Regions from separate parts of the Homo sapiens genome. Here region 1 is linked to region 2. Evidence: read pairs that join two places in POLR2A ChIA-PET (ENCODE). Cell type or tissue: Panc1. All regions are shown on one strand.

What was found. ChIA-PET counts read pairs that join two places held together with the same protein. Peaks named below come from ENCODE experiments on the same cell type or tissue, not always from the same donor. Only the 100,000 strongest peaks of a DNase experiment are listed, where the experiment ranks them.
Region 1: POLR2A ChIA-PET joins it to region 2 with 7 read pairs; 2 of 35 experiments call an interaction of 5 or more read pairs at or near these places.

Annotation. Positions count from the first base shown.
Region 1 is chr14:53,451,359-53,455,358 of GRCh38, reverse strand. All of the region lies in intron 2 of LOC105370504 (a long non-coding RNA gene), which reads right to left. Among named protein-coding and RNA genes, the nearest start is that of DDHD1-DT, 300 kb to the right of the region's middle. In Panc1, no CTCF peak of the experiment used is centred here; no DNase peak of the experiment used is centred here.
Region 2 is chr14:55,087,405-55,091,404 of GRCh38, reverse strand. All of the region lies in intron 2 of LOC124903318 (a long non-coding RNA gene), which reads left to right. Among named protein-coding and RNA genes, the nearest start is that of MAPK1IP1L, 38 kb to the right of the region's middle. In Panc1, CTCF peaks have their summits at 1,455 and 1,656 (motif pointing left); a DNase peak (open chromatin) is centred at 1,664; H3K27ac peaks cover 420 bases.

The DNA.
Region 1 (4,000 bases), 1.6 Mb after region 2:
TCCAACAAGTAATTTTTCATGTGTCAGCCCCACAACCCTCACTCTTTCTGAGTCTCCAGTGTCCATTATACCACTTTGTATGCCTTTGCACACCGATAGCTTAGCTCCAACTTATAAGTGAGAACATGTGGTATTTGGTTTTTCATCCCTAAGTTACTTCACTTAGGATAATGGCCTCCAGTTCCACACAAGTTGCTGCAAAAGACATTATTTTGCTGTTTTTATGGCTGAGTAGTATTCCATGGTGTGTGCGTGTGTGTGTGTGTGCGTGTGTGTGTCACATTTATTTTATCTATACATCAATTGATAGGCACTTAAGTTGATTCCATATCTTTGCAGTTGTGAGTTGTGGTGCAATAAACATGCAGGTGTCTTTTTGACATAATGACTTCTTTTCCTTTGGGTAGATACCCAGTGGTGGGATTGCTGAATCGAATGGCAGATCCATTTTTTGCTCTTTGAGAAATCTCCATAGCATTTTCCATAGAGGTTGTACTACTTTACATTCCCACATTTTTAAGAGATGGTTTAAAAAAAGAAGAGGAGAAGGAGAAGAATATATGACAGAAACCAAACATGCCCCCCAAAGTCTAAAATATTTACTATCTGGCCCTCTACAGAAAACATTTGCTGATCTTTGTACTGGATTATAAGAATATCATTACAATATGAGAACAAGGTAGTTTTCTAGAATATTTTGTGTGCCTGTTAATTATTTTGAGTACCACATATTTTTTATTAACTGGTGATATAAAATGCCAGGGTTTGGTTTCAGGAAGCTATTTAGCAACATTACAAATGTCACCTTCGCAATTTATGCTGCTCCATTGTCTTTAAAGAGTAGCCCTTTACGCTTCTTCAGCTCACACCTACAAGCACACTCCAGAAATGACCACACTGAGACATGCTCACCAAAGGCAAGGGCACACACAAATCCCCTCTGCTCCAAAATGGGTAGGGTTGCTTCATTTAGCAAATAAAAATACAAGATGCCCAGTTACTTCTGAATTTTAGGTAAACAATGATTGATTGATTGATTTAGTATAAGTATGTCTCATGCATACTTAGTTGAGACATACTTATACTAAAATATTTCTCATTGTTTATCTGAAATTCAAATTTAAATGGAGCATTTTATATTTTACTTGTCAATCTTAAAATGGTGGCTCATAAAAATGAAGGGAATTATGAACTATATATATTCAAAGCATACTTAAAGTAGTAAGAGATTTCTTTATTTTCTTTTCTAAATTAGTAACAATAGTAACAGTAACAACAGCTTATGTGTATTGAGAGTTTTCTGTGTTCCAGACACTGTTCTATATAATAAACACTTTCTATATAATAACCCATTTAATCTTCACAGGCACTGTATTAGCCCATTTTCACACTGCTATATAGAACTACCTGAGACTGGGTAATTCATAAAGAAAAGAAGTTTAATTGACTTACAGTTTCACATAGCTGGGGAGGCCTCAGGAAGGCAAAGGGGAAAGCAAGGCACGTCTTACATGGAAGCAGGAGACAGAGTGAGAGCAAAGAAAGCCACACACTTTTAAACCATCAGATCCTATGAGAACTTACTCACTAACACGAGAACAGCATGGAGGAAACCGCCACCATGATCCAATCACTTCTCACCAGATCCCTCCCCTGACACATGGGGATTATAATTTGAGATGAGATTTGGATAGGGACACAGAGCCAAACCATATTAGGAACACCCAAGAATGGTAAGATAGTGTTATTATTTTATTCATTTGATATGTGAGAAAACTCTGGAAAAGAAAGGTTAAGTACCTTATGCAAAACCACACAATTAGTATATCATGGAAGAAGCATAATTTGGGTATCTAATTCTCTCTCCCCACTGTGCTTAGCCACTAATTAAAAATTCCCCTTAAACACAGGCACACAGAATGCTAGAGAGGTGAATTTACTTTGGTTGGGTTTGGATCTTGGAGCTACACACTAAGACGCTGGCCTGCCAGGTTGTCTTAGAGCAGGGTTTCTCAGTCTCACCACTGCTGATATTTAGGGCTGCATTCTTGACCTGTATGCACTAAATGCCAGCAGTATCTCCCTCCCAGTCATGATCATCAAAAATGTCTCCAGACCTTGCCCATCCCCTGGATATAGGATTCCCAGATTTAGCAAACGAAAGTACAAGACACCTGGTTGATTTTGAACTTCAGATAAGCAATGAATAATTTTTCAGTATAAGTATGTACCATGCAATATCTGGCACACATTTATAGTAAAAATTATTTGTTGTTTACCTAAAATGCTAATTTAGCTGTGCATCCTGTATTTTATCTGGCAACCCTACCTGGAGGACAAAATCTCCCCCAGTTGAGTACCAGTGTTAGAGCTCTGGTGAGAGAAGAGGCCAGAGAGTCAAAGTTTCTCACCCTCCTCTCTGTTGAACCTGAATATAATGCTCTAACCATACAGCAACAGAAAGGAGAAGACTCATCTGGCATCAAACTGGTGAACCAACCCATCTCTTCTCCCCTTACTGCTACACACACCCCTGGTTAGCCTGGATATCTTCTTTCAGGGACACAAAAAACTCTTGGCCTTTCTCCTAGGTGCTAGTGAACATGGACCTCCTAATTCCTTACTCTCCATTCAATCTGCCTTGTTAATAAAATTCATTTTTAATAAGAATTCTGACTAATCCTTCCCCAACCCCCACGTCTTAATATTCTCCAATACCTCCCCACTTGCTGAGATCAGCTAGACCACCCTCATCCCTAGGTCCCTGTGTTAGATGACCAACCTCCAATCCTTTTGCTACTACCAGGACTGGGATGTAATAGGTCAGGGGTGAGGCACAGGTGCAGCTCTCCCTCTCCAGCCCTCACTCCTATACAGGACTCATTGTGAAACTGGACTTTGGTCTCATCCTCCTTCTGAATTCTGAGCTGTTTCTGCCTGGCACTTCTGCCTTCTTCTTCTTAAGCTCAGAGTTTAGCCACAACTTCCAATCTGAGATATGGGTCCTAATACCCAGCCTGGTCATTGTCAGATATAGGAGCACATATTGCCCTTGTACGGAATGACATGAAAGCAGCCTTATGTGTGAAAATCACTTGGGACCATGAAAGATGCCTGGGCACCTCCAGAGTACTCTGCAGCCACCAGCATAGCATGCTGCTTGCCCTGGTGATAGCAAGTGCAGCAAGATACAGCTGAACAAGTGGCACGCATGCAGCAAGTCAGTATCTGTCACAGATAACGTACATGGAAATTCAAGCTCATTCCTATGTCATTCATAAAGGGCCCCCAAAACATCAGAAAAAGAAAATAAGAAGAAAAAAAGGCAGAAAGAAGGAAAGGAGGAAGGGTGGGGAAAAACAGGGAAGACTTTTTTCAGATTTTGACCCTGCCACTACCTTGAACAAGTTATGAAAATAATCTGAGCCCCCATTCATTTGTTTGTAAATGGAACAATAATACACACCTTAAAGAATTAGATGAATGAACATATGCTAGATCTGGGTCATAAAAACCATTCAGTGGGCTGGGTGCAGTCACTCACGCTTGTAATCCCAGCACTTTGGGAGGCCAAGGCAGGCGGATCACCTGAGGTCAGGGGTTCGCGACCAGCCTGGCCAACATGGCGAAACCCTGTCTCTACTAAAAATACAAAAATTAGCCAGGTATGGTGGCACATGCTTGTAATCCCAGCTACTCAGGAGGCTAAGGCAGGAGAATCAATTGAACCCAGGAAACAGAGGTTGCAGTGAGCTGAGATGGTGCCATTGCACTCCAGCCTGGGCGACAGAGTAAGACTCCCTCAAAAAACAAACAAACAACAACAAAAAAAACCCATTTAGTGAATATTAGATCCCTCTCTCTTCTTTTGTTCCCCTTTTTCCCTTTTCTCCCTGAAATGCAGTAAAGATTACTGTAACCTCCAAGAGTAGGCAGAGATTATTTCCTCCCCATTAGCCCTCACCCCCACCCCACTCTTTCCAATCTTCCCCCTTCTCTG
Region 2 (4,000 bases):
TTTTGCCATGTTGGCCAGGCTGGTCTTGAACTCCTGACCTCAGGTGATCCACCCACCTCGGCCTCCCAAAGTGTAAATTCTAAAACTTTATATTAATTTTGCCTGCTTTTGAACTTTATATATAATGTATTTGTAGAATTTATTCACATTGCACATAGATCTTGTTATTCTCATTACTATATGGCATTCCATTATATAAATATACCATGTATTTATCCATTCTATGTGGATGGAATTTGAGGTTTTCTTCAGTTTGGGCTATTACAAATTATGAACTATCTTGTACCTGTCTTTTGGTGCTCGTGTGCATGCATTTCTGTTGGCCAGATTCCTAAAAGTAGAACTTCTGTGTCACAGTGTAGGCATACAGTCAGTTGGTGGACACCGGAAATCGCAGTGTATGAGAGTTAGGAACATGTTTTTGATAGGAGAAAGAACACAAGGCTAAAATCAGGCCCCAGGCTTCTGGTCCCCTCCCAGGGTTGGCTTACAGGGAAGCCAAAGCAAACCACCTACCCTCTGTGTCTCCTCAACTGTAAATTGGAAATAATTAGTACCTGCTCTGTTCCTTGTGGGATGGGACAACCTTCCACAAAGACTCGCACTGCACAAATGTAGGCTGTCATTAAAACAGAAGCAGAGGAGGAGGGAGATTTTAATGATTAATGAGAACTAAAGAATAACTATACTTATGTGAATTCCCTCCTCCAATTAAGAATCCACAGATTAGATGAACTGCTCTGGTAGGCAGCGTTGTTTTGCCAGAGGGGCCTGCAGTATTATTCTCTCAAATCACAACACAAAGTGCAACCTTCTAAACCTGTCCTCTCTATTTTGTCACAAGATTCCTCAGCTATCTGGAGGTCTAGGGTTCCTCCCAGTTTCTTCTCTCAATCTCTAAATACCCCAACTTCCTCCTTCCCCCAGCATCAGCCTGTGTTTGCCTGATGTGGAAAAACTGGGCTCTGCCTTGTTGGACCAGATATAGCACACTAGGAAAGCCAAAGGATAAAATCATTCCATGTCTTCTTATTATTATGTTTAACTTTTTTTAAAAGATGGGGTCTCACTATGTTGCTCAGGCTGGTCTCGAACTCCTGGGCTCAAGCAATCCTCCCATCTTGGCCTCTCAAAGTGCATGGATTACAGGTGTGAGCCACTGTGCCCTGCCCTTCTTGCATTATTGAACATAAATGTTAAGTATTGCCAATGAGGTGCTTTGGTCTCACAGTGATACTAAAATTTCACAGGCGTTTATTCTATCAAAGGTTGTACTAAGCTAAATCAGAGGCTGTAAAAAATAATAATTAGGCCGAGGCAGGCGGATCAACTGCGGTCGGGAGTTTGAGACCAGCCTAGCTAACATGGAGAAACCTCGTCCGAGCTAAAATACAAAATTAGCTGGGCATGGTGGTGCATGCCTGTAATTCCAGCTACTCGGGAGGCTGAAGCAGGATAATTGCTTGAACCTGGGAGGCAGAGGTTGCAGTGAGCCAAGATTGCATCATTGCACTCCAGCCTGGGCGACAAGAGTGAAATTCCATCTCAAAAAAAAAAAAAAAAAAAAAGGTAATTAATTGAAAGTAGCATCCAAATCTCCATCCATCCTATTGGTTTCCATGTACATAGTCATACGAGTAGGAGGCAGTGCCCTCTTCTGGCCAATGCTACACTTGCATGGCTGTGGCTAAAGGATTGCCAACCCATGAGGACTGGTTTTTCACTTGCGGCAGGCTCATCTTGGGGTTATTATCAGTCTTGAGTGAATCACATTTGAGGATTCATCCTCCCCTTTCTCTTCCAAGAAGAAAAATGAAATCCGTGATGGCTAATTTTATGCGTCAACATGGCCAGGCTAGGGTGCCCAGTCATTTGGTCAAACACTAGTCTAGATGTTGCTGGGAATATACTGTTTTTTTGTTTGTTTGCTTTTTGTTTTTTTGAGACGGAGTCTCACTCTGTCGCCAGGCTGGGGTGCAGTGGCATGATCTCAGCTCATTGCAACTTCCACCTCCTGGATTCAAGCAATTCTCCTGCCTCAGCCTCCCGAGTAGCTGGGTCTACAGGCGTGTGCCATCATATCCGGCTAAATTTTTTTTTTTTTTTTTTTTTTTTTGTATTTTTAGTAGAGACGGGGTTTCACCATGTTGGCCAGGATGGTCTCGATCTCTTGACCTCGTGATCTGCCCACCTTGGCCTCCCAAAGTGCTGGGATTACAGGTGTTAGCCACCAAGTCCAGCCCATTTGTTTTTTGTTGTTGTTGTTGTTGTTTGTTTGTTTGTTTTGAGATGGAGTCTCGCTCTGTCGCCAGGCTGGAGTGCAATGGCGTGATCTCGGCTCATTGCAACCTCTGCCTTCCAGGTTCAAGAGATTCTCGTGCCTCAACCTCCTCAGTAGCTGGGACTACAGGCGCACGCCACCATGCCTAGCTAATTTTTGTATTTTTAGTAGAGACGGGGTTTCACCCCATTGGCCAGGATGGTCTGGATCTCTTGACCTCGTGATATACCTGCCTTGGCCTCCCAAAGTGCTGGGATTACAGGCATGAGCCACAGCGCCTGGCTGAAGATATTGTTTTAGATGTGATGAATATTTAAATCAGTAGACTCTGAGTAAAGCAAATTACCCTTCATAATGTGGGTTGGCTTCATCCACTAAGTTGAAGGCCTTAAGAACAAAGACTGAGGTTTCCTGGAAAAAAATCCATTCTGCCTCAAGACTGAAATATAGAAGCCCTACCTGAGTTTCCAGAGGGCAGATTTTGAATTTAAGATGGCAACACTAACTCTTCCCTGAATTTCTGGCAAGCTGGCCTGCTCTGCAGATTCCAGACTTACCAGTTTGCACAACTGGGTTAGTCAATTCCTTAAAATAAATCTGAGTGTGTGTGTGTATCCCTATGTGTTCAGTTTCTCTGGAGAACCCTAACTGATACAAAACCCAACTCCAAAACCTATTTTGTGTCAGTGACATCATATTTAAATAACTATCAAGGGACCTGATGTATAGCAGTTGACCTTCTGGGTTCCAGTTTAAGTCCCAGCCCCACCCCACTTACTAGTTTCATGAACTTTTACTTAATCATGTTTAATCTTGGTTTCTTCATTTGTGTAAGGGAGAAAATGGTAGTATTTGGCCAGGTGCAGTGGCTCACACCTGTAATCCCAACACTTTGGGAGGCTGAGGCAGGCGGATCGCTTGAGCTCAGGAATTCGAGACCTGCCTGGGCAACATGGCGAAACCCCGTCTCTACAAAAAATACAAAAATTAGCCGGGCATGGTGGCACATGCCTGTAGTCCCAGCTACTCAGGAGACTGAGACAGGAGAACCACTTGAGCCCAGGAGGTGGAGGCTGCAGTGAGCCGTTTTTGTGCTACAGCACTCCAGCCTGGGCGACAAAGTGAGACCCTGTCTCAAAAAAAGAAAAAAAAGAAAATAGTAGTATTTGCTGAATAGGCTGTTGTAAAGATTAAACAAGAAAACATATGCACTTAGAATAGTATCTCACTCAGAGTAGGTAGTCAATAAAAGTTAGTAGTTACTAAAATTATTGTGGGAAGCTGTCACAGAAGGGTAATTTACAAAGTGAGGAAAGCTAGCTAGTTTAGTTCACTTTCCTCCCCCACATTTCTCTCCCAAAACTCTCAGGTACAGAGACAGGCAGCCTCTGTTTTTCACTACAACCTATTCCTGGGGTATATTATAAATGTATATCACACATTTCTTCTAAAGTGTCCTATCTCTTCCCATAGGAATCAATCAAATTTAAAAGTTGGGTTCCAAGACTGTACTTTTAGGGATCATTTCTATAGTTTTTTTTTTTTTTTTACTAGAGAAGTTTCTCTGAAGGTGTAGAGCGAAAAAAAAAAGGGTTCCAAATTCCAAATTGAGGACAAAATCATCAACGAAAGCATTATTATGCCACAAAGGCAACTTCAGTACATCTTGGCAGTCATTTAAAACAATAAAGTTATTTTTTAAGTCTTTTTTTTTTTTTT